Linked DNA regions of Homo sapiens: region 2 is linked to region 1. A link is an interaction called in ENCODE POLR2A ChIA-PET data of the cell type or tissue named here. Cell type or tissue: GM12878. All regions are shown on one strand. Each heading gives the region's core, and the rest is flanking DNA. Links, peaks and the distances in the headings are about the cores only.

Evidence for each region. ChIA-PET counts read pairs that join two places held together with the same protein. Peaks named below come from ENCODE experiments on the same cell type or tissue, not always from the same donor. Only the 100,000 strongest peaks of a DNase experiment are listed, where the experiment ranks them.
Region 2: POLR2A ChIA-PET joins it to region 1 with 11 read pairs; 9 of 35 experiments call an interaction of 5 or more read pairs at or near these places.

Annotation. Positions count from the first base shown.
Region 1 is chr5:139,427,016-139,444,525 of GRCh38, reverse strand. DNAJC18 (DnaJ heat shock protein family (Hsp40) member C18) reads left to right here and starts at 5,001. Exons shown (of 8, transcript NM_152686.4): 1 at 5,001-5,120; 2 at 6,968-7,154; 3 at 15,843-15,988. The coding sequence starts at 5,081. RefSeq lists enhancers at 4,631-5,130, 6,431-6,931 and a silencer at 5,334-5,443. In GM12878, for the core only: no CTCF peak of the experiment used is centred there; no DNase peak of the experiment used is centred there.
Region 2 is chr5:139,277,797-139,285,796 of GRCh38, reverse strand. It overlaps SNHG4 (small nucleolar RNA host gene 4), which reads right to left. Exons shown (of 7, transcript NR_182757.1): 4 at 7,389-7,470; 5 at 6,668-6,746; 6 at 5,739-5,862; 7 at 897-3,058. It overlaps SNORA74A (small nucleolar RNA, H/ACA box 74A), which reads right to left and starts at 7,017; the gene lies at 6,818-7,017. It overlaps LOC124901081 (a long non-coding RNA gene), which reads left to right. Exons shown (of 4, transcript XR_007058956.1): 2 at 487-549; 3 at 5,112-5,229. It also overlaps a transcript of MATR3 not described here. In GM12878, for the core only: no CTCF peak of the experiment used is centred there; a DNase peak (open chromatin) is centred at 4,548; H3K4me3 peaks cover 2,491 bases; H3K27ac peaks cover 605 bases.

The sequences.
Region 1 (17,510 bases), core at 9,511-17,510:
ACCCCTCAGGTGACATAACAATGTCTAGGATTCTGTTTGTGCTGTTGTTATTCTGCCTGCCATGGGCACTGAGTACAGCTGCTCATCATACTGGACTAATCAGGTCAAGGACATGGGGCTTCATTCTAAGTAACTCAGCTGTCATCTTCATTATAAAACCACACATTTTCCTCTGACTCTGGGCAATGACCTGCGTATATAAGCTGTTAGTCATAAGGTATTTATATGTGGGGGAAGAGGGAGACAACTGGTATTAATAATCTTTGAGATTGAAAGGCTTTTACCCTGACACTGACACCGCAGTACCACATAAGCCATGTGGATTTTCCTGTTGCTAAGTAACTCTATCCTTTGGGAAGGGGTTGAGGATGAATTAAATGCTGAATTCTGCTCTGGAGCAAACTCTAATAGAGAGGTTTCTCCTGGAGGAGCCTACTATTTATGCAAATCCAAGATGCCACCTCTGACAGGAAATCTGAGTGCAGCCTTCTGCAGCCCTTGCAGCTTCCTTGAAACCCTATCTCTTCCTTCATGTCTAGACAACAGGATGATGATTGTTTACAAGATGACTTCCTCCCTTTTCTCACACAGGACTACGTGGTCCTTAAACAGGAACAGGTGGCGGGGATTGGGGGCTAGCTGCAGAATGTCCTTCTCTCATTTTTTCCCTCATCCTATGGGAGGGCAACCAATAAACCAGCACAGACACACAGGCCCAGTGGGACAGGAGGATCATTTACTCAGCTTCTTTCTTCTAGGGCTGGATGGGGCAGCATCTCAATCATATAGGGCACAGGACAGACCTCAGTATCACCAGCAAGAATCCATTACAGTTCAACATGTAAGTAAGTGGAGGCGCCTTAATCCCAACACTTGGGAAGTCCCCGGGGGCAGGATTGCTTGAACCCAGGAGTTCCAGACCAGCCTGGGTAATATAGTGAGATCCCATATCTTAAAAACAAACAAAAAAAAAGCCAGGCATAGTGGGCATAGTGGCATGTGCCTGTGGTCCCAGCTACTCAGGAGGCTGAGGTGGGAGGATCGCTTGAGCCCAAGAGATCAAGGCTACAGTGAGTTGTGATAGCGCCACTGCACTCCAGCCCGTGTAACAGAATAAGACCCTGTCTCAAAAAAATAAAGTAAGTGGAGAAAACTGAGAGAAATCTGAGGCTGGCCCTAAGGTAAAATGGTTTAGCAGATGAAGGATCATTGCAGGCCCCCTTGACCTAGTTCTGGCACACAATTTCCCCAAGCCCAGCTAGTACTACTCTATTAAATTTGAATGTGCTGGAAAACACTGTGTGATTCTGTCCACCAGTCTTTTCCTGGGTTTGTGGATGTCCTCCTTTCTCTCTTCGTCAAACTTCTTTCCACATCTACCTCCTTCTCTTTGAGAACTGCCTTGGAGACCCCAATTTCTCTTCCCTTATCTCCTTCCCAGTTACCCTCTCACTTTTCCTGTGGGTCCTTTTCGACTGGCATCTCCATCCTATACTCTTTGGGCCCACAGCTTCCTCTTTTACAAAACACAGAAATTGAACTTTACAGTGAGGATTATTTTTGCTGACTAGTTGATGAGTTTAAGCAAAAACTGTCACAGAAGTATTCTTAATGTTGAGCTTTAGAGTTTCGCGTTAGTCCAAGTGATGCGATCATAAAAAAAAAATTCATCCAGAAGTGTTAGTTGAGGTGTAAACAAACTGAAGAATACATGTGGATACTTGGCAATATTTGAGAAGGTCATAATGCTAAACCATTTTTGTTACTGTTCTAGAAGTAAATGAAAAGAAGTCTGGAAAAGAAGGGGATGTAAGGTTTCAGAGCATGAGGAGAGAGGATGCTTAGCTACCAGACAGCAGCTAAGATTTGGGAAGAGGCCCCAGCTTCCCAAATCTTGTCCAATACTCTTGAACCTAGGCTCTGCTCCTAGATAGTCTCATAATTCATAGTTGCTCCTCTCAATCCAGTTAACCCCTACAGTGCTCTAACAGCCCACTCTCAGCCAAACACCTCTGACTTCATGGTATTCTAACATCTCCAGGTAGTACCTCCAGACCTTTTCCCTGTGCCCCTGGACTCCAAGGTCTATCCCACCCTCAGCTGTCCATCTTCTAGAGCAGGCGGTCTAGCCTCCCCAAACCAGAAGAACTTCCTTTTTATATTCAACCACCTGATGGATGTCCCTGATCAGTTCCCTCAGCTGCAGAGCACAAGAAGGACCTTCAGGATCCAGCTTTCTGTGAGTACACTGCTCCGTGGATTAGTTAGCTGGTCATAGGTCCAGTGTCCTAGAGCTGAGCTTTTGACTCATCTCATGGTTCTGGGGCCTCCTTTGCCTCTCAAGTTTAAGGACATCCATAATTCATTGGATTTAGGATGACCCAAAACCTTCTCATACTAGTTCACTTTTGCCATCTTCTTCTGTTTCTGAAAGGGAGAAAATCACCAGTTTTAGTGGCTGGATTCAGGGGTTAGGGTACATGGACAAGCAACTTCCCAGCCCTTTTTGGTAGTGTTTTGCTTCTTGTCTTATTTGCAGGTAATGATTGCCAGATAGACAGGAATGGGGTCCAGTTAGTTATATCCAGGACCTTATGATATACCCCATATATACCCCTTTGCTCCTAATTTACAATGTCAAACTATAAAAAATGGTTTCTCTTCCTCTGAGCCAGTCTATAACAGTGGTCAGCATTTATTAAACACATACTACATGCCAGATGAGGTGCTAAAAGCTTTGCAAGCATTATCTTACTATATCCTACGGCAATCCTATGCAGATTTTTTAACCACTATGCTAAATTCCTCCTCCTAAATTAAGTGAAAATGACCAAATTTCTAGACAACTGTTACTTTCTCAGTGCTTATGGGGGTGGGGATGAGGGAAGAACACTGACTTTAAGTGCTCCAGGAGAAACTGATATTACAAATGACACAAGCCTTTAGTGGTCAACTGGTTTGGTAGTTTTCAAACATGTAGGTTTTCTTTCCTTTAGTAGACCACAAAATACAAAACAGAAAAAAACAGAGCTTCTTTGATTGAAGAAGGGTGAGGTGCTAGTGCCTTCCCTGCTATGCCTTCCTCCCCGCTCCCACTCCTCAATAGAAGATTCCAGAGACATCTGCACATTAAGCCTTAAGGATTCCTCAATTTAAAAACCGCTAATTGAGGCCGGGTGCGGTGGCTCACGCCTGTAATCACACCACTTTGGGAGGCTGAGGCGGGCAGATCACAAGGTCAGGAGATTGAGGCCATCTTGGCCAACATAGTGAAATCCCGTCTCTACCAAAAATACAAAAATTAGCTGGGCATGGTGGCGTGCGACTGTAGTCCCGGCTACTCGGGAGGCTGATGCAGGAGAATCGCTTGAACCAGGGAGTCAGAGGTTGCAGTGAGCCGAGATTATGCCACTACACTCCAGCCTGGCGACAGAGTAAGACTCTGTCTCAAAAAGCAAACAAACAAAACTACTAATTGAATCCAACCTTCTCGTTTTATAGGTGATGAGACTGAGGCCAAAGAAGAAGGAAAAAGGAGATGTTCAGGATCACGCAATGATTTGTGGCAAAACCCCAGCTATTAATATAACACCTATACAACTTCTAGACCAGTGCTTTTTCCACTTGAAAGGCCTTGTTATCTGAGTTTTGTTTTTTGTTTTTTTTCTGAGACAGAGTCTCACTCTGTCACCCAGGCTGGAGTGCAGTGACGCGATCTTGGCTCACTACAACCTCCGCCCCCTGGGTTCAAGCGATTCTCCTGCCTCAGCCTCCCTCCCGAGCAGCTGGGACTACAGGCACACGCCACCATGCCCAGCTAATTTTTGTATTTTTGGTAGAGACGGGGTTTCACCATGTTGGTCAGAATGGTCTCGATCTCCTGACCTCGCGATCCGCCTGCCGCGGCCTCCCAAAGTGTTGGGATTACAGGCATAAGCCACCGCGCCCGGCCGTTCTCTGAGTTCTTAAGTGGGCATAATGTCAGTGATGCCAGGGCCATGACTGTAGGCAAGGGCTGGAACTGCATGCCCTTTGGTGCTTTTACCCTTCCAAGTTTATGTCCAGGAATATACATCTCTCCCCAACTGCCTAAGTAGGTGCTAGTTGATATCATGATTGATTTGGTCTTCTTGGGTAAGACCTCAGTTAATTCTGGGTAATTTTTTGTTTGGGGATGAACTGTAGCCATCCACCTATGAAGAAAGTGTTGCTTTTATTCTTTGCTAGGTTCCATCCATACCTGGATGAGGAACAGCAAGAATATTTATTTCCTCATTTCCTTTTTACTAATCTCAATGTCTGGTCCTTCAGAAAAGAAACGAATGGGCTAAAGAGATAACTAGACTGGAAGAGAGGAGAAAAGTGTCAGAGGGGTGTTGGAGTAGGATGGGTTGGAGGAAGGACAGGAACAGCAAAGATGGAGGCTCTTCATGCCGGCCCCAATACCTTTCCATGTCTTCTTTCTCCACCCCGATACCCTCTGATGTCCAGTGCCTGAGGAGCTGGGGCAGTAGGGACATACTGAGATTGCCCTCCAACCCCATAAATCTACATCACTTTTCTATTTTCCTGACTCAAGCTTCCAAAGGCTGGGTTCCGCATCCCCAAAACCCATCTCTGAATCTCCAGGGCCTACCACTGACTGCACAGAACAGGCATTAGCGTATGCTTCAAAAAGACATCCCTGAGGAGCATAATAGTCATACTGTCACCCTCTAGCCTATAGTTTGCGAAGCCCTTTCCAGGCAGGACTTCAGTCGCCCCTCCTTGGATGTCCCTAGGGTTAGGCAGGGCCGAAGCCACTATCCCAACTCTACAAATGAGGAAAAGCCAAGAGCCGTGCTGCAGGCAGCTGGCAGCTGGCAGCAGCACTCTTCCACAGATCTCCTGACGAAGGTCGAGCACTTCTCTGCGTCTCCCACGGCCTCTGGCGCAGAGCCTGCCGGGAGTTGTAGTCCAGTGCCCCGGGAGCTCATATGGACTGGACTACAATGACCAGCGTGCCCCGCGCTCCGCGCCCCCTTCTCTTTCAGCCTCGGGCACGGGGGAGGCTCGGCGGACCTGCTGATTGGGAACCGATATGGCGGCGACTCTGGGCAGCGGGGAGCGCTGGACGGAAGGTACTAGGTCCCCGCCTGAAGGAGGGATAGGGCGGCCTTCGGGAGAGATCAGGGATGAGGATCCTGAAGACGCACAAGGGCTGAGATCCTGGGTCTGAGGTGATGGATAGAGGCCTGTGAAAAGATGCTGAGCCTGAGTAGGGTTGCGGATGGGGTAGGGAAGCTGGGGACCGACCGCGAGCCCAGAGTCACCGGTGACGACTTGTTGCCTCCGGCCCCCAGCCCCGCCCCCGCCCGTGCCCCGCCCAGGGCCCGCAGCTGTCAGGCCCCGCCCATGCCAAGGTGACTGGAGGGCCCGTGGGGTGCTGCGGTCTCTCCGCAGCTTGCTAACCTGGCCCTTATCTTTCGCCTAACTGGGCCACCTGACCTTCAGTCCCTGTTTGATCATGTCGCTCCAGCCGGCATCAGGACCAGCCTTTTCCACCCTACAGTCAGGCAAAAAATATTGATCCAATACCTATTGTGTGCCCCGCCTAATGCTGATTCTGCAGTGGGGATTTGACTGACATGGGTCCCTTAGCTCACAAAACTCGCAGCCCACTGAGAGAGTTTGACGACTGAACAGCCAATTACAAAACGGGCGAATAATACAAAACGCCTGGGCTACACAGCAAGGTCAGGGATTTGGAGAGCACACTTACAAGGTACCTAACGCAGACTGGCTGTCAAGGGAGGTTTCTTGCAGAAAGTGTTACAAATGGTGACAAGAAGGATGCGTCGGAGTTAGCCAGGCCGACTTAGAGGAAGACTGTCCAGGAGCAGTGGGTGGAGGTAGCTGAGGGATGTTAAGCGGAAGAAAGATGTTGTTAAAGCCTTTCTCAGGTCCTCCAGAGAAGACATGAGTGCTCTGCCCCTTTTGACTGTATTGCTTATGACCCTCTTTACATTCTGCAGGTGTTGTTATTGAATCTTCTCCCTTTAAACCAGGGGTATCCAATCTTTTGGCTTCCCTGGACCACATTGGAAGAAGAATTGTCTTGGGCCACACATAAAATACACTAACTGACGACTAAATAACTAACTGATGACAGCTAATGAACTTTAAAAAAATTGCAAAAAAAAATCTCATAATGTTCTTTTTTTTTTTTTTGAGACGGAGTCTCGCTCTATCACCCAGGCTGGAGTGCAGTAGCGCGATCTCGGCTCACTGCAACCTCCGCCTCCCGGGTTCACGCCATTCTCCTGCCTCAGCCTCCCGAGTAGCTGGGACTACAGGCGCCTGCCACCACGCCCGGCTAATTTGTTGTATTTTTAGTAGAGACGGAGTTTCACGGTGTTAGCCAGGATGGTCTCGATCTCCTGACCTCGTGATCCGCCCGCCTTGGCCTCCCAAAGTGCTGGGATTACAGGCGTGAGCCACCGCGCCCGGCCCTCATAATGTTCTAAGAAAGTTTACGAATTTGTATTGAGCTCAAAGCCGTGCTGGGCCACATGCCACCTGTGGGCCGCGGGTTGGACAAGCTTGCATTAAACTAACCTCTTTGTGGTCAGGAGTAGATCTTACCCATCCGCCCTCTTGATCTTCTAGCCAAGTTCCTTGGTATATATTAGTTCTATAATTGTTAGTGTAAAAGAATTGAACTCCTCTCTACTTTAAATTTTAGGGGTGGGAGGCACTGCAACAAAAAATACTATTTTACGAGCAGTGTCTCTTCTGACCACGGACCACAGAGAAACATGTTTATTCAGCTTTGTATGAGTGCTTAAAAGTCAGCATGACGCCTCTAGCCCTGGCCATCATGCTTACCTTCTCATGCTTACGAGCAGCCTCCCAGAGAGGAAAGGCAGGTTGCAAAGTTGATTTTCAGGGTCAGATGGAGACCTAATGGAGGGGCTGTTGTTTGCAGCTTACATTGACGCAGTTAGAAGAAACAAATACCCAGAAGACACACCTCCTGAGAGTCATGACCCCTGTGGCTGCTGTAACTGCATGAAGGCACAAAAGGAAAAGAAGTCTGAGAATGAGTGGACTCAGACCCGGCAGGGTGAGGGGAACTCCACGTATAGTGAGGAACAGCTGCTTGGGGTACAAAGGTGAGCATGTGGTGAGATTAAATGAGTGATTTTATGGAAAGTGCTTAGAAGAGTGCCTGGATGTGCTATGTAAGTATTGACTGATGATAATGATGATGATGATGATAATTGAGGCATACTAGCTTCTTGACCTCAGAGGGAAGACTGAATAGAAGTGGAATATTAGGGTATAACATGAACTGACTACCCTGCTTCTACTTTAAGAGAGGCAGCAGAAACCGACTAGACACAACACACATCTACAGGACATTCTTTCAACAACAACAGAACGATTTTCTTCTTAAGGATACATAGAATATTCTCCAGGATAGACCATATCTTAGGTCATAAAACAAGCCTCAATAAATTTAAAAAGATTGAAATCATACAGTGTATGTTCTCTGAAATCAAAAACAAAGGGAAATTTGAGAAATTCACAAATATGTGGAAATTAAACTACAAGCTCCTAATAAGCAAGCAAGTCACAGAATAAATCACTAGGAAAGCTAGAAAATGCTTTGAGATGAGTGAAAATGAAAACACGACGTACTAAAATGTATAGGATGCAGCTAAAACAGTGCTTAGAAGGAAATTTATAGCTCTAAATGCTTATTTTTTTAAAAAAGACTCCAAATCAGTAACCTAATCTACCTTAAGGAACTAGACAGCCTGGACAATACAGTGAAACCCCCTCTCTTCCAAAAAATATATATATACAAAAATTAGCTTGGTATGATGGCACCAACCTGTAGTCCCAGCTACTTGAGAGGCTGAGGCAGGAGGATTGCTTGAACCCAGTAGGTTGAAGCTACAGTGAGTCATAATCGCACAGCAGAGCAAGACCCTGTCTCTCAAAAAAAAAAAAAAAAAAAAAAAAGAAAGAGGGATATCCCTACCAATCCAAATACTATGAACAATTGTGTGCCAACAAATTAGATAACCTAGATAAAATCAGCAAATGCCTAGAAAGACACAAATTACTGAAACTGACCCAAGAAAAATGGAGGCCAGGCATGGTGGGTCACACCTGTAATCCCAGAGCTTTGGGGGTGCTGAGGCAGGAGGATTGCTTGAGACCAGGAGTTTGAGACCAGCCTGGGCAACACAGCAATACATTATCTCTAAAAAAAGAAAAAAAAAATACTTGGGCATGGTGGCACATGCCTGTGGTCCCAGCTACTTTGGAGACTGAAGCAGGAGAATCACTTGAGCCTAGGAATCTGAGGTTACAGTAAGCTATGGTAGTGCCACTGCATTGCAGCTTCGGTGACAGAGACCTTATTTCCAAAAAAGAAAAAGAAAAAAAAAAGGAAAACCCAAGTAGACCTACAACAAATAAGGTGATTTAATTAACAATCAAAAAAATTCTAGCTGGACATGGTGACTCATGCCTGTAATCCCATTACTTTGGGAGGCTGAGGTGGGAGGATCACTTGAGCCCAGGAGTTCAAGACCAGCCTGGCCAACATGGCGAAACTTCATTAGTACAATAAAAAACAAACAAAAAGACCCCACAAAAATTAGCCGAGCATGGTGGTGCACACCTGCAGTTCCAGCTGCTCAGGAGGCTGAGGTAGGAGGATTGATGGAGCCAGGAAGGGCGAGGCTACAGTGAGCACCACTGCACTCTAGTCTGGGTGACAGAGGGAGACCTTGTCTGAAAAAAAAAAAAAAAAAAAAAAAAAAACTTCCAATGAAGAAAAGTCCAGGCCCAGCTGGCTTCATTCTTTGAGACCAGTATTAACTCTGTAACCAAAACCAGACAAAAATATCATAAGAAGTCTAAATTATCAACCAATATCCCTTATGGATATAGATTTTAAAATATTCAATAAAATACTAGTAAAACAAATACAGCAATGTAAAAAGTATTATATATTTTCACCAAGTGGGATTTATCCCAGTATTGCAGGATTGTTTAACACACACAAGTCAATCAATGTAACATACCATGTTAATAGAATAAAGGACAAAAATCACACGATCATTTCAATAGGTACAGAAAAAGCATTTAACAAAATCCAACACTCTTTTTTTTTTGAGACGGATTCTTGCTCTGTCACCCAGGCTGGAGTGCAATGCCACGATCTCGGCTCACTGCAACCCCTGCCTCCCAGGTTCAAGCGATTCTCTGGCCTCAGCTTCCTGAGTAGCTGTGACTACAGACGCGCACCACCATGCCTAGCTAATTTTTGTATTTTTAGTAGAGACGGGGTTTCACCATGTTGGCCAGGATGGTCTCGTGACCTTGTGATCTGCCCGCCTCGGCCTCCCAAAGTGCTGGGATTACAGGTGTGAGCCACTGCGCCCAGCCCCAACACTCTTTCATAATAAAAACACTTAACTAGGAATAGAAGGGAACTTCCTCGACCTGATAAAGTCCATCTACAGAAATCCACAGTTAACATCATACTTAAAGGTGAACAACTAGGTGTTTTCCCACCAAGATCAGGAACAAGACAAGTATGTCTGTTCACTCTTGCCACTCTGTTCAACATTGTACTAGAGGGTCAAGCCAGGGCATTTAAGCAAGAAAAAGAAATAAAAGCCATCCAAATTGGAAAGAAGAGTAAAACTACATCCACAGATGACATGATCTTGTAAATGGAAAATCCTAATGAATACACACACACACACACACACAAATACTGTTAGAACTAATAAACAAGTTGGACAAAGTTACAGGATATAAGATCAATATACAAAAATTATCATTTTTCTATATACTAGCAATGAACAATAAAAAAATGAAATTAAGAAAATATAGTTGAGGCTGGGTGTGGTGGCTCATGCCTGTAATTCAAAACTTTGGGAGGCTGAGATAGGAGGATCTCTTGAAGCTAGGAGTTCAAGACGAGCCTGAGCGACATAGCGAGGCCCTGTCTCTACTAAAAATAAAAATTTAGCCAGGTGTGGTGGCATGCACCCAAAATCCCAGCTACTCAGAAGGCTGAGGTAGGTGGATCCCTTGAGCCCAGGAGTTCGAGGCTGAGGTGAGCTATGATCACCCTACTGCAATCCAGCCTGGGTGACAAAGCAAGACCCTGTCTCTATATACAAATAAATAAATAAATAGTTTTAAAAAAGAGATACAGTTGGCCTTTGAACAACACAGGTTTGAGTGGCATCAGTTTGAACCATGGATTTTTATATGTCAATTTTAAAAGATAAATACATTGGAAAAATTTTTTAGATTTGCAACAATTTGAAAAAGTGGCTCACATCTGTAATCTCAGCACTTTAGGAGGCCAAGGCAGGAAGAATACTTGGGCTCAGAAGTTTGAGACCAGCCTGGGCAACACGGCAAAACTCCGTCTCTACTAAAAATACAAAACTAGTCAGGCGTGGTGGCGCACACCTGTAATCCCAGCTACTTGGGAGGCTGAGGCGGGAGAATTGTTTGAACCCAGAAGGCAGAGGTTGCAGTGAGCTGTGATTGTGCCATTGCACTCCAGCCTGGGCAACAAGAGCGAAACTCTGTCTCAAATAATAATCATCATCATCACCATCTCACAAACCATGGAGCATGGACATACCAAAAAATTAAGAAAATTATATGAATGCATAAAATATATCTAGATTCTAGTCTATTTTATCATTTACTATCATAAAATATACACAAATCTATTATAAAAAGTGAAAATCTATCAAAACATATGCTCACAAACACTTGAGACTACATGGTACCATTTGCATTTGAGAAAAATGTAAACATACAGGTGCAGTATTAATCACACCTGCATAAAATTAACAGTAGTACTGTACTACTGTAATAATTTTGTAGTTAGCTCCTGTTATTTTGCTGAGCCTCAAGTATTGGGAGTATCTGCTTAAAATGCCACATGATGCTAATCATCTCTTTGTGAGCAGTTTGTCTCTTGAGTAAATTATGTATAGCAGTAAAAAGTGATCTCTTGCAGTTCTCCAGTTTTGTTTTTTTTTTTTTTTGAGATGGAGTTTTGCTCTTGTCGCCCAAGCCGGAGTGCAGTGGCACGATCTTGGCTCACTGCAACCTCCACCTCCCAGGTTCAAGCGATTGTCCTGCCTCAGCCTCCCAAGTAGCTGGGATTACAGGCGCCCACCATCATGCCCAGCTAATTTTTGTATTTTTAGTAGAGATGGGGTTTCACCATGTTAGCCAGGCTGGTCTTAAACTCCTGGCCTTGTGATCCACCTGCACTTAATGCCAGCAGGTAAGAAAACATTGCACTTTTTGCAAAATACCTTTTCATCTCATATTGAAAATGAAGCTTTTATATGGGTGCAGGACTGCTATAAGAAAGGCATACAGTCCATGATGTGATTATTACTTATCGCATGCCTGAGCTCAAGGCTTCCACTCACCTCAGTCTCTCAAAGTGCTGGGATTACAGGTGTGAACCCTGCGGCCAGCCCTACCTCATCAACTTTTTAGTGCAGACAAAAGTGCCCTATTCTGGAAAAGAAATGTCACAAAGGACATTGTACTAGTAAGGATGAGAAGTGAGCATCAGGATATAAGGCAGGAAGGGATAGGCTAACTCTGCTATTTTGTGCAAATGCAGTTCAGTTTATGATGGGGGCTGCCATTATATATAAAGTTGCTAACCCCTGAGCCTTGAATGGAAAAGATGAACACCAGCTGCCAGCCTTTTGGTTGTACAGCAAGAAGGCCTGGGCACTGAGAGCCCTTTTTCTGGACTGGCTCCATTGATATTTTCTTCGTGAAGTCAGGAAGTACTTTGCCATTAAGGGACTGCCTTTAAAAAGTTCTTTTGGATTAACTCAGGGTTATGGTGCATGCCTGTAGTCTCAGCTACTTGGGAGGCTGAGGCAGGAGAATTACTTGAGCCCAGGAGTTGGAGGCTGCAGTGAGCTATGATCGTGCCACTGCACTCCAGCCTGGGTGACAGGGACCCTACCCTGTCTCTAAAAAAAAATAAAGTTCTGTGGCCAGGCGCGGTGGCTCACGCCTGTAATCCCAGCACTTTGGGAGGCCAAGGCAGGTGGATCACAAGGTCAGGAGTTCAAGACCATCCTGGCCAACATGGTGAAACCCCGTCTCTACTAAAAATACAAAAATTAGCTGGGTGTGGTGGCAGGTGCCTATAATCCCAGCTACTCGGGAGTCTGAGGCAGGAGAATTGCTTGAACCTGGGAGGAGGAGGTTGCAGTGAGTCGAAAACATGCCATCGCACTCCAGCCTAGATGACAAGAGTGAAACTCTATCTCAAAAAAAAAAAAAGAATGTGAAAAGTCAACCCACAGAATGGGAGAAAACATTTAAAAACTGTATATCTGATAAGGGACTTTATCTGGAACGTACAAAGTTCTCTTAAAACTCAACAATAAGAAGACAAATAACCCAATTGGAAAAATGGGCAAAGGGTCTGAATAGGCATTCCTCCTATATATTCCTCCATATATGAATAAAGAAGATATATATATGGTTAGTAAGCATATGTAAACTTGTTCAACATCTTTAGTCATTAGGGAAATGCAAATCAAAACCACAATGAGATATACCCACTGGAATGTCTATAGTCAAAAAGGTGGATGATAAGTGTTTATAAAGAAGCAGATAAATTGGAACCTTTGTACATTGCTGGTAGGAATGCAGCCAGTTTGGAAAACAATATGGCAATTCCTCTTAAGGTTCAGAAGAAAATTAAGATTATTGACCTAGCAATCTACTCCTAGTATATTCCAAGAGAAATATAAATATACTTCCACAAAAAAACTTGTACATGAATGTCCATAGCAATATTATTCATAACGACCCCAAAGGGGAAACAACCCAATGTCCATTAACTGATAATGGACAAGCAACATGGTGTATATCCATACAATGAAATACTATTTTGTAACAAAAAGGGATGAACAGATTCATGCTACAACATGGATGAACCTTGAAAAAATTACAGTAAGTGAAAGAAGCCAGATACAAAAAGCTACATGTTATATAACTCCTTTTATGTAAAATATTCAGAATAAGCAAATCTATAGAGGGGAAAGTAGATTAGTGGGTCCCAGGGGCTGGGGGAGAAGTGGGAGTGACTACTAAGGAGTATAGAGTTTCTTTTTGGGGTGATAAAAATGTCCTGAAATGAGATAGTGGTGATAGATGCACACCTCTAAAAATGTATTTAAAAACTAATGAATTGTACATTTTAAAAGGGTGAACTTTATGGTACGTGGATTATTTCTCAATAAAGCATTATTAAACAAATAGTAAATTTAGGAGAGGGAGTCCTGAGTGTCTGCCATGGAAGCAGAGATTGGAAACTGGGCTGGGGATTCAAAGACTCCCCATGGGCAGCTCATGTGGAAGGGATCTGCTGACAGCCCAGACCCTGCATTAGAGTCCAACCTGTGTTACTGACTTACGATGAATTTCCCAACGAAGCTCCGAATCTCTGCCTGCCTTACTGAATTATATAGTAGCAAAAGACTGAAGACCTTCTCAATACAAATTAGTAGGTAATGTATATATTATACATTGATACAATGCAATAATATTTAGATTTTAAAAAGAATGAGGTAGGCCAGGCGTGGTGGCTCATGCCTGTAATCCCAGCACTTTAGGAGGCCAAGGCAGGTGGATCACTTGAGGTCAAGAGTTCGAGACCAGCCTGGCCAATACAGTGAAACCCTGTCTCTACTAAAAATACAAAAAACTAGCTGGGTGTGGTGATGCAAGCCTGTAGTCACAGCTACTCGGGAGGCTGAGGCAGGAGAATCACTTGAACCCAGAAGGCAGAGGTTGCAGTGAGCCAGGATCGCGCCACTGCACTCCAGCCTGGGCTCTGTCTCAAAAAAAAAAAAAAGAGGTAGATATATAGTACTAGGTAATATTTATTTAGTATTAAATGCTCTCAAGCACTTTGATGAAGACTTTATTTAATCACAATATCAACTCTGTGAAATATAATTATTAGCCCATTTCAGAAGATAACACCAAGCTATAGAGGTTAAGTACACAGCAAAATCAAAGCTAAACCAAGGCATTTTGACTCCAGAGCTCATCTCTAATCCAGCAGTTCTCAAAGGGTGGTTGGGGAACCCCAAGACCCTTTTAGGGGATAGGTCTGCAAGTTTAAAACTGTAGTCATAATGATATAAACATGTTACTTGTCTTTTTCACTAATTTTCTCATGATTATACAGTGGAGTTTTTGAGAGGCTACATGACATGTAATTACATCATCACTGTTTAAAAATTTTTTGTTTTCATTTCTGGTATAGTAGATGTGGATTGATAGAAGTCATATAAATGAAAGCTCTTTTGAGGTCTTCAGTAATTTTTTTTCGCTTCCTGTACCATGCATATCAGTAATTTTTAAGAGTATAAAACGTTGCTGAGATCAAAAGTTCAGAACTGCCACTCTAATCTAAACTACTGTCTAGTCTAAACTATTATTCTATACTTCTCATCTCTATATGTTAAGGATTGATCTCCAAGATAAATTGTTTTTTGTTTGTTTTTTAGAGACAGGATCATGCTCTGTTGCCCAGGCTAGAGTGTAGTGGAACAATCATAACTCACTGCAGCCTCAAACTCCTGGGCTTAAGTGATCCACCTGCCTTGGCCTCCTGAGTAGCTGGAATTCCAGATGCAAGGCACCATGCCTGGCTAACTTTTTAAAATTTTTCATAGAGATAGGGTCTTACCATCCTGCCCAGGCTGGCCTCAAGCTCTTCACCTCAAGCAGTCCTCCTGCCTCAGCCTCCCAAAGCACTGGTATTACAAGAGTGAGCCACCACGCCCAGCCCAAAATAATTTTTTTTTAAAGCAAGATGTAGAAAAGTGATTATAATATGTTTCCATTTAGGCAAGAAAAAAAATGGAGAGGACTATACCTGTACTCTCTGTACATAGGATCCACAGAAAACTTCTAATGATGGTTATCCCTGTGGTGGGAAACTGGGGGACAGGGAATGATGAAGCAGGAAAATTTTTACTGTATAAACTTTAGTTCTGTTGGCTCTTTTTCTTCTATCATGTGTATGTTAACTTTTTAAAAACACAGTTTAGCCAGGCACGGTGGCTCACACCTGTAATCCCAGCACTTTGGGAGGCCAAGGTGGGCAGATCACAAGGTCAGGAGTTTGAGACCAGCCTAACCAATATGGTGAAACCCCATCTCTACTAAAAATACCAACATTAGCCAGGGCTGGTGGCGCATCCCTGTAATCTCAGCTACTCGGGAGGCTGAGGCAGGAGAATTGCTTGAACCTGGGAGGCAGAGGTTGCAGTGAGCTGAGATCGCGCCATTGCACTCCAGCCCAGGCAACAAGAGCAAGACTACGTCTCAAAAAAAAAAAAAAAAAAAAGCAAAAAATACAGTTTAAAAAGATAGCCATAGGAAAAAGAGAGAAAAAATTATAAACAAACAGGGTGATTAACTGTTTCTTCTGGCTTTGCTGTCCTGTAGTTCATCTCTCAGGATCTTAGCCTGAACCTTGGTGTAACAATTAGCATACTTGTTCTACTCACTTGCAGGGATATAGGAAGAGTAAATAGTAGATGTAAAAGTACTTTGAAAGGCATTAAGTTCTGGGTGGGAGAAGGACATTGTTAATGAATTTGAATGTTTCATTAACGTGTGCACTAATTTTCTTATAGGTTTGTTTTGGGTCCCACAGATTGGAGGTAGGATCGATGTATTATCTTGCAATTAGTTGTACAAAAGGGACCTTTATAGACATACATGCTTGTGATTTTTTTTAGGATCAAGAAATGCAGAAATTACTATGAAATTCTGGGAGTTTCTCGAGATGCTAGTGACGAAGAGCTTAAGAAAGCTTACAGAAAACTCGCCCTGAAATTTCACCCTGACAAGAACTGTGCTCCTGGAGCAACAGATGCTTTCAAAGGTCTGATCCTGAACCAATGCTCAATGGTGCCCTTGTCATGGTTGGTCATAATAAGTTGCTTTTAGCCTTCCCCATAGTTGTTTTATAAGGCCATAAGGAGGGTTTTTTCCCCCTGCCACACCTCTTAAATAGTGATAATCAGCATAGCTCCCACTTGATTTTACCTAGGCTGGAGTGCAGTGGTGACATCTCAGCTCACTGCAACCTCCACCTCCCGGGCTCAAGTGATCCTCCCACCTCAGCCTCCTGAGTAGCTGGGACTACAGGTGAGCACCACCATGCCCGGCTAATTTTTGTATGTTTTGTGGAGATGGGGTTTTGCCATGTTGCTCTGGCTGATCTCAAACTCCTGAGCTCAAGTAATCTGCCCGCCTAGGCCTTCCAAAGTGCTGATATTACAGGCGTGAGCCACTGTGCCCATCCTCCATGATATTTTAAGAAATATATTCTTCAGGCTGAGCGCAGTGGCTCACACCTGTAATCCTAGCACTTTGGGAGGCTGAGGTGGGAGGATTGCTTGAGCCAGAGGTCAAGGCTGCAGTGAGCTGTGATTGCACCACTGCACTCCAAGTCATTGTTACAGGCAAAGATCTTCAGTGAATGCTAAAACCATTGAGTGCTAGGTAGTTGTCGCCTATGGGGTATTCTTGCCAAAATGTTTGACCTGAATCTAATAATGAGGAAACAATCAATATGAAACATTCTACAAGAATACTGATCTGTTCTTCCAAAAAATTTAACATAATGAAAAACAAAAAAGGTGGGACAGTTTTAGCTTAAAAGAAACTAAATGCTATACTTGATCTTGCATGGATGCATTGGATGATAATGGACTGATGTTAATTTTCTTAGCTGTGATAATGGTGTTGTGATCACATAGGAGAATGTCTTTCTTCTTGGGAGATATATGTTGAGGTATTTAGGGGCAAGGTGACGTAATATCTGTGGCCTATTTTCAAATGGTTCAGCAAAATAAATGTATAATTATTACAATACATATGTACATATGTATATATAGAGTTGTAGGTAACAGAGTGGCAAGGCAAACATTTAACAATTCCCCAGGTAAAAGAATCATGAAGAAATACTCTTTCTGTGTTTCTGACAGTGTTGACTGAATTACAGGTAGGGAGTGCGGGATGCCTTAAAAGATTTCTTTTTTTTGAGGTTTCTATTGATTGGTGCTACGGATTGTATGTTTAAATGAAATTGGGCAAGGTTTGCACGTCTGTACATAGAAAGGAGACATGTTGGTAAACATATGTAACTATTCAGCCTTTGAACCCTCCTTGAGACATTGGAAATACATTTCTTAATTTCAGAAAATATTTGTCTAAAGTAAACTGAAATAAGACTATGATGAAGACTTTGTTTTTAGTCAAGCAGGAAGGTTTCTACTAAGATTGTTTCAGAAGAGAATTCAGGAAATTTTTTGGACTACAAGTTAAAATATCACTACTGATGTGTGAACTGTTTCCAACATAAACTATTGCACTCAAGTGAAATAAGAACACTTTTTTGG
Region 2 (8,000 bases), core at 1-8,000, 150 kb after region 1:
AATTTTCCAATTTAGTCATTGTGTTCTCTAGCTCCAGAATTTGGTTCTTTTTAATGATTTCTGTTTGTTGAACTTCATATTGTTCATGTCTTGTTTTCCTGATCTCATTTAATTCTTTTTTTTGAGACGGAGTTTCACTCTTATTGACCAGGCTGGAGTGCAATGGTGCAATCTTGGCTCATTGCAACCTCCACCTCCCAGGTTCAAATAATTCTCCTGCCTCAGCCTCCCAAGTAACTGGGAGTAGAGGCCTGTGCCACCAGTAGAGCGAGATTCTGTCTCAAATAAAAATTTTAAAAATGTCTTGAAATTCTTATTCTGGCCCACAGTTTCTTCAAGACACAACAGGGCAAGCATTGAGGAATTTTAATAAAAAGTGATAAATCATATCATGGGGCAAGACTAGGGATTAGAATGTGGCATTCATTAAGGCTTTCCAGAGGAATATTTTTTAAAAATCTAAAAGACTATGTTTTGTTCTGTTAGGACAAACAGAACCCACTGCACACTACAGCAAGAGTAGCCAAGATGTTGACCATCTGAAACAAGGTATTTGGCATTTGAAATAGTTGTAAGAATCTGTAAGTAAGACATTTGAGTAGTTCCTTCAAGATGTTAGATTGAACGAGGTTGATGATTGAAGAAGCAGAAATTTACAAGACTTGAGGGCACTATACATGAAAGCTCCTAAACCAAACAGTACTTTTGGAGCCAGATTCATTCAGCACCACACAAGTTCTCGTGTGACTGTGACTTTGGGCAAGTAACATGTACCTTGTAGGGCTGTTGAAAAAAGAGATGTGTTAAATGTATTTAACATGGTCAACATGTAGTAAATAGTGTTGATATTCTATGGCGCCACATGTCCCAAAGTATACCCTAATGACAAAAAATCATAGATTCAAAGATTTTATTTTTTATAGAACCCCAGAATAATAACATATTATAATTATACACTTCAATCTGGTTATAAGTTATATCCTCGCAGCTACTTACCAATATGCCTGCTTGTAAGAGAGGTTCTTCAAGTTATAATTTACACAAAGATGTCTCACAAATTTTCTCAAATATAAAGATATTTACAGATTACTGAAATAAGTAACAAAAGCCTACACATGTGTTTTAGTTAACAGATGTCTGAAATCTAAATAGCAAGTCTCTGCAAATCCATTATTTTCTTTTTTTTTTTTTGAGACTGTCTCAGTCTGTCACCCAGGCTGGAGTGCAGTGGCACGATCTCAGCTCACTGCAACCTCTGCCTTCCAAGTTCAAGCGATTCTCGTGCCTCAGCCACCCAAATAGTTGGGATTACAGGCATACACCACAACACCCAGCTAATTTTTGTATTTTTTTCTTTTGTAGAGACGGGGTTTCACCATGTTGGCCATGCTGGTCCTGTCCTGGCCTCAAGTGATCCACCCACCTCAGCCTCTCAGTGTTGGGATTATAGGCAACCGCGCCCGGCCAAATCCATTATCATCACTTAATGTTTAAAGGCTACGTTCAGTTTCCTATAGGTGATATTGTTAGGATCTACTAGCAAATGATTTGGTAACCTGACATCTTTGTATTCATGTCCAAAAAAATTCTTTTATAAGAACAAAAATGGTACTCTTAGCCTCATTCACTGGAGTATTACTGAAAAGCATGATATTCTTACTCTATTTTGGGTACATTATGACAGAGAGGTTATTATTACCAACTGTCAGTAGAACTGAGGCTTCTTGAGTAAAGGGGATTGAGGTAAACCTTTGGAAGCTGGTGAATACATTTCAAGACACAACATGGCACCTGTGTCTAGCTCTATGGTACAACATGGTACTATGACACATATAATGGGTTGCCAGATGGGGAAGGCAGCTTCTCTGCAACTGAGCTGAGATCTCAAAATAGACAATGTCAAGATGGAATGAGAAGGGAAAAACAGCATGTGTAGACAGGTAGTGACAAAAGGCTAATTAAGGACTGAAAGAAACCAGTGGCCAACAAGGGAATCTACGGGTGATAAAGATAAGACGGTGAGAGAGATAAGGCTAGATTGTATAAGGCTTGACAGACCATAGCAAGATAAGCAAGAACTGTGTCCTGTTAACCATTTATCCCTAACATCTAGCATAGAGTTCAGTTAGTAAAAGCCATAAACCCTTTGAGTCTTCTGGCAAGATAAGTAATTAGCACAGATTATTGTCACTCACTGCAACTCAGCCTTGGAGGGAGTACACAAATCAGAAGGAGGTCAAGTGTCTGGGAAATTAAATGACGGCACCTGGAAGAACAGATCATTGTTGGGGTAAGAAATGGAAGCCCAGTGTAGAAAAGGATAGAATGCCATGGGGTTAGAGGTAGCAGAGGCTGGGACAGAACTTGTCTGTTCTGCCCCCTTTCACCCCTCCTGTTCTTTGCCTTATGTCCAACCCATCACTTGCTGGGGTAGTCAGCCTAGTTGAACAGGTTTAGACAACCCTAGAGTTCTCTCCAGGAGAATTAATACTGAGAAGGAGAAGTTCTACCATTGTCACTCTGGTGAAGCACAGATTCTAACTCAGAGGCTCTTTGCCTTGAGGGGCATCTTCCCTCTCCTTCAACTCATCAGAACCCTTAGTTCTGGGCTTGGCTTCTCCCTTTTAGCAGCTGATAACAAAATCCCCATCCTCTACTATAAGCTTACGGGCTGAAAGTCAGCCATGTAAGGACTACAGCATCCACTCTCAAAAGACAACAGGCTCAACCACTATTCTCTACATGACAGAATAAAGTAAGACCACAGAATAAAAATGGAATGTTTTGAGAATTTAGGAGGCAGCCGGGCACGGTGGCTCATGCCTGTAATCCCAGCTACTGGGGAGGCTGAGGCAGGAGAATCACTTGAACCCGGGAGGCAGAGGTTGCAGTGAGCTGAGATTGAGCCATTACATTGCACTCCAGCCTGGATGACAGAGACTCCGTCTCAAAAACAAACAAACAAAAAAACAAAACTGTCAAGGTCATTAAAAACAAGTCTAAGAAGCTGTCATGGCCAACAGGAGCCTAAGTGTAATGTGGTATCTTCAACGGGATCCTAGAACAGACAAAAGACATTACATAAAAACTAATGAAATCTGAACAAAGTATGGACTTTAGTTAATACTAATGTATCAATATTAGCCCATTTAATTGTGACAACCATAATATACCAATGTAAGATGTTATTAGGGGAAACTGGGTATGGTATATATGGGAACTCTTTGTACCATCTTCCCAACTTTTCTATAAATCTAAAAGTATTGTAAAATAAAATAAATTTTAAAGTCCTTTTTACTGTACTTTCCCAATGAGTATATCACCCTTAAGAAGCAGCACAGAACATTCTTACATCCTAAAGGGCCTTTACTGGAGGGCAAGGAAGACCAAACAAGTAACAGGGTCTCCTCTGAACAAGCCTTAGGCTACTAAACTGACAAATTTATGACTCATCAAGTTGGCTCATTACAAGTGTTCCTAAATAGCATTAAGGAGAAAGATGTTGCTAAGCAGAGATTTTAAGTTATTACAGTTAATTTGTTAATTCAGTGAAATTGTTTTTCAAGAGTATATTGACAGGTCCATTAACTGGAGCTGTGTTCATAAAGCCCTAATTAAGCAACAACATTCACAGGAGTCATTGTCACTCTTTTTAAGTTCTTAATTAGTTGCTCTTAGCACGGTGTTTTCCTTTGTGTGAATTCCTAGGCACTTAGCCACCTCTTTGTGTCCCTTTGGGACTTGCAGAATTTATCCCTCTGGGTTTTGCTTTTCTGGTTTAAATTTGAGTGAGGCATGATCCAAAATTTCAACATAAAATCCCACTGACACTAGTTTGTTTCAACCCAGCAAGTGAAATCATGGACAGGTGCCAGGAATAGTGTTTATTAATTGTGGTTCCCTCATTTTTTAAAAAATTCAAGGTTGGTGGGGGTGTTTGGAAACCCTCCTTATTTTTAGTTTTTCCTCTTAATATGGTACAGGCCTAAGACCTGAAACTTGGCCTAAGCAATGAAAAGAGGCACTTGTGTTTACTGCTACCTATGGCAGCTGGCAGCCTGGGTATTTACAGACCAGTAACCCTGCCAGTCTCATTCAAGTTTTCATTGCAGCATGGGAAAAGATTAACAGAAAAAAACTACTTCGGCTGGGTGTGGTAGCTCACACCTGTAATCCAGCACTTTGGGAGGCTGAGGCGGGTGGATCACCTGAGGTAAGGAGTTTGAGACCAGCCTGGCTGAAATGGCATGGCAAAACCCCATCTCTACTAAAAATACAAAAAAAAATTTAGCCAGGTGTGGTGGCGTGTGACTATAGTCCCAGCTACTTGGGTGGCTGAGGCAAGAGAATTGCTTGAACCCAGGAGGTGGAGGTTGCAGTGAGCTGAGATCGTGCCACTGCACTCCAGCCTGGGCAACAGAGCAAAAAAAAAAAAAAAAACAAAAAAAAAAACTACTTCGAGGCCAGGCAGAGTGACATCTGTAATCCTAGCTACTCAGGAGGCTGAGTCAGGAGGACCACGTGAGCCCAGAAAGTTGAGACTGCAGTGAGCTGTGACCACACCACTGCACACCAGCCTGAGTGAGACCTTGTCTCTAAAAAAAACAAATAACTACTTTGAAGCCAGGCATGGCAGCACATGCCTATAGTCCCAGCTACATGGGAGGCTGAGGCAGGAGGTTTGCTTGGCCCAGGAGGTCAAGGGTGCAGTGAGCTGTGCTTGTGCCACTGCACACCAGGCTGGGTGACACAGTTGAGACCCTCTATCAAAAAAGATTTTAAAAACTAATCTTCTTAGACTCACCAGGAAATATATTTCTTTGCTTAAAAAAAAAAAAATCGACAGGGATAAGTAGGTGAGTAACTTTATTTATCAAGTAGGAAATCCCATCAAATTATTTAAATGCACATGATTACACCATTGATGCCTTTTGGGATATTGAATACAGGAATACCAATGAATTATCTATTTTCAAGTAGCAATATAGGAACGTCTCTGCACATGGATAGCGCTACTGTAGTCAGGAAGACAACCTGTATGCTTAGAACTTGAGGCCTCAGATTTAAAGTACTGTGACTATTCATGACATAAAATTTTCCTCTTTCCTTAGGAGCCATTTCGGTTTTACCAACTCAGACTGAGATTGTGGCTGAGTTTGATAAGTGCAGACTGCTATTCTTTCTTAAGACCTCTCCCTTTGGAGCACATTAAAAGTGGAGAGAACTGCTGTAAGTAACCCATGCAAAAAAACACATAAACAAATCCCAAACACACAAAAAACAGACTATTTTTACTACTGGTTAATTTCTTGCAGTCACCTTAGTGCCCTAAAAGATGAAGAGTATGATGCTCTAAGGCAAAGCTATTGATAACATTAAACTTTTCAGAAAGACACATTGCTATTGGCTCTGAACCTGTCACTAATGAGCTGTTCAACTTTCAAGGCCTGAATTTCATTCTCCAGGACAGAGGTTGGCAAACCATAGCCTATGGGCCAATTCCAGCCTGCTGTTTTTGTATGGCTCTCAAAATAAGAATGGTCTTTAAATTTGTAAATCATTGAAAACAATTTTGACACTGAAAATTTTATGAAATTCTAATTCAGTGTCCATAAATAATGTTCTATTAGAACTATAGACTTGCTCATGTGTTGATATTGTCTAAGGCTGTGTTTGCACTAGAGCTGCAAAAATAGTTGCAAAAACCACATGGCTGAACAAGCATAATATTATATTACCTGGCTCTTTACAGCAAGTTTGCTGATCCCTGCTCTAGAACAGCAGTGCATAATAAACTTTCTGAATTGGTGGAAATGTTCTCTAATATTGGAGTTGTCCAATAGGGTAGTCAGCAGCCAGATTCTGAGATTAAGAAATTGATTAATTTTTATCAACTTACACAGCCACATGTAGCATATACCTACTGCACAGCAGAGCTCCAGAAAAGTGAGGGATGGACTTTAGATCCTAAGAATTCTCTAAAATTCTGATACTTGGCTGGGCGCGGTGGCTCATGCCTGTACTCCCATCACTTTAGGAGGCCAAGGCAGGTGGATCACGAGGTCAGGAGTTCGAGACCAGCCTGACCAACATGGTGAAACCCCATCTCTACTAAAAATACAAAAATTAGCTGGGCGTGGTAGTGCACGCCTATAATCCCAGCTACTCAGGAGGCCGAGGCAGGAGAATCGCTTGAACCCAGGAGGTAGAGGTTGTAGTGAGCCGAGATTGCGCCATTGCACTCCAGCCTGGGAGACAGTGAGACTCCGTCTCAAAAAACAAACAAAAAAACCTGTAATCCCAGCATTTTGGGAGGCCAAGGCAGGCAAATCGCAAGGTCAGGAGTTTCAGACCAGCCTGGCCAATATGGTGAAACCTCGTCTCTACTTAAAATAAAAAAATTAGCCTGGCATGGTGGCAGGTGCCTGTAGTCCCAGCTACTCGGGAGGCTGAGGCAGGAGAATCGCTTGAACCCAGGAGGCAGAGGTTGCAGTGAGCCGAGATCGAGCCACTGTACTCTAGCCTGGGCAACTGAGCAAGACTCCGTCCCCCCCCAAAAAAAAGTCTGATACTCTACATAATTTTTCACATCATAATTTTAAGTCCCCTACCCCCATCTGAGCTATAGTAATTTAATTGGGACCTACATGACAAGAAGACTACATACGTTACTTATCTTGGTGTCACACAGGGCTGTCAGACATCTGGGGTCCTGATGGAGGTAGATGTCATTCAGGTGAAGGCATCTAGGATTCAAAGAGGTAAAGAATGACAGGCTGTCCCTAAGACAACCTGTCTTTTTCTGCAAACAGAAAAAAATTGTTTGCACCCAGACTAGGATCAACTCCACAGGAGTCATTCCACTCTCAGAGGTGCAAAACACTGCCCAAAGGTACTCAGCTACAACACCAAAACAGTGCTTGGAGCCAAACCTCAATAAAGACAGTGTTTGCTCTTCCAACAGTGTAACACCATCACAGGCACCACATGAGCCTGGATAGCTGACAACCGCTGGATGATTCCTGAAACAGCTTTCTCATTATTTGTTTCAGATACCTAGGCACTCCAGGTAGAAGACGTATCAGTTGAATATTGACTGCAAAACAGGCGTGGAAGCACTAATTGCAGACCCTGTTGTCAAACCCTTTAACAGGAATCCCCTTCTGTGTTTTCAGTTGTTTTATGCAACATTCAGGGAGGTCCTGCCATGTGCCAAGCACTGCGATTGGGATCTAGCAGTGAATAAAACAAGATATATTGTCCTTTCCTTCATGGATCTTACAAATACAGGTTAATTTACCTCCCATTTGTTTCCTGATAGATACCAACTAGCCCACAGGCCTGGCACAGAGGAGGTAGTCAATGTTGGAATGAATAGGGATATTTACCTGAAAACTGCACATGCAGACTGTCACCTGCCACTATTTCCTCCCTTCAGATGGGTGAAGGATGCCCTACTTTCAAGTCATCCTAAAAAGGAAGACAAGCAAACTTAGTGATCTAGTACACAGAATATAATAAATAGCAATGCATTGTGTGTGTGTGTGTATATATATATATATATTTTTTGAGATAGGGTCTCACTCTGTCTAGACTGAGTGCAGTGGCATGACCATGGTTCACTGTAGTCTCAATCTCCTGGGTCAAGTGATCCTCCCAGCTTAGCCTCCCAAGCAGCTGGGACTACAGGTGCATGCCAACACACCCACCTAATTTCTTTTTTGTTTTTTATAGAGATGAGATCTCTTTCTGTTGCCCAGGCTTGTCTCAAACTCCTGGGTTCAAATGATCCTCCCACCTCAGCCTCCCAAAGTGCTGGGAATACAGGTGCGAGCCACCGTGCCTGGCCTGTATATTTCAAAATTGCTAAAAGATACTAAATGTTTTCACCACAACAAAATATAAGTATGTGAGGTGCTAGATGTGTTAACTAGCATGATTTACTCATTCCACAATGTAAACATGTATGAAAACCTCATGTTGTACCCCATATAACATAT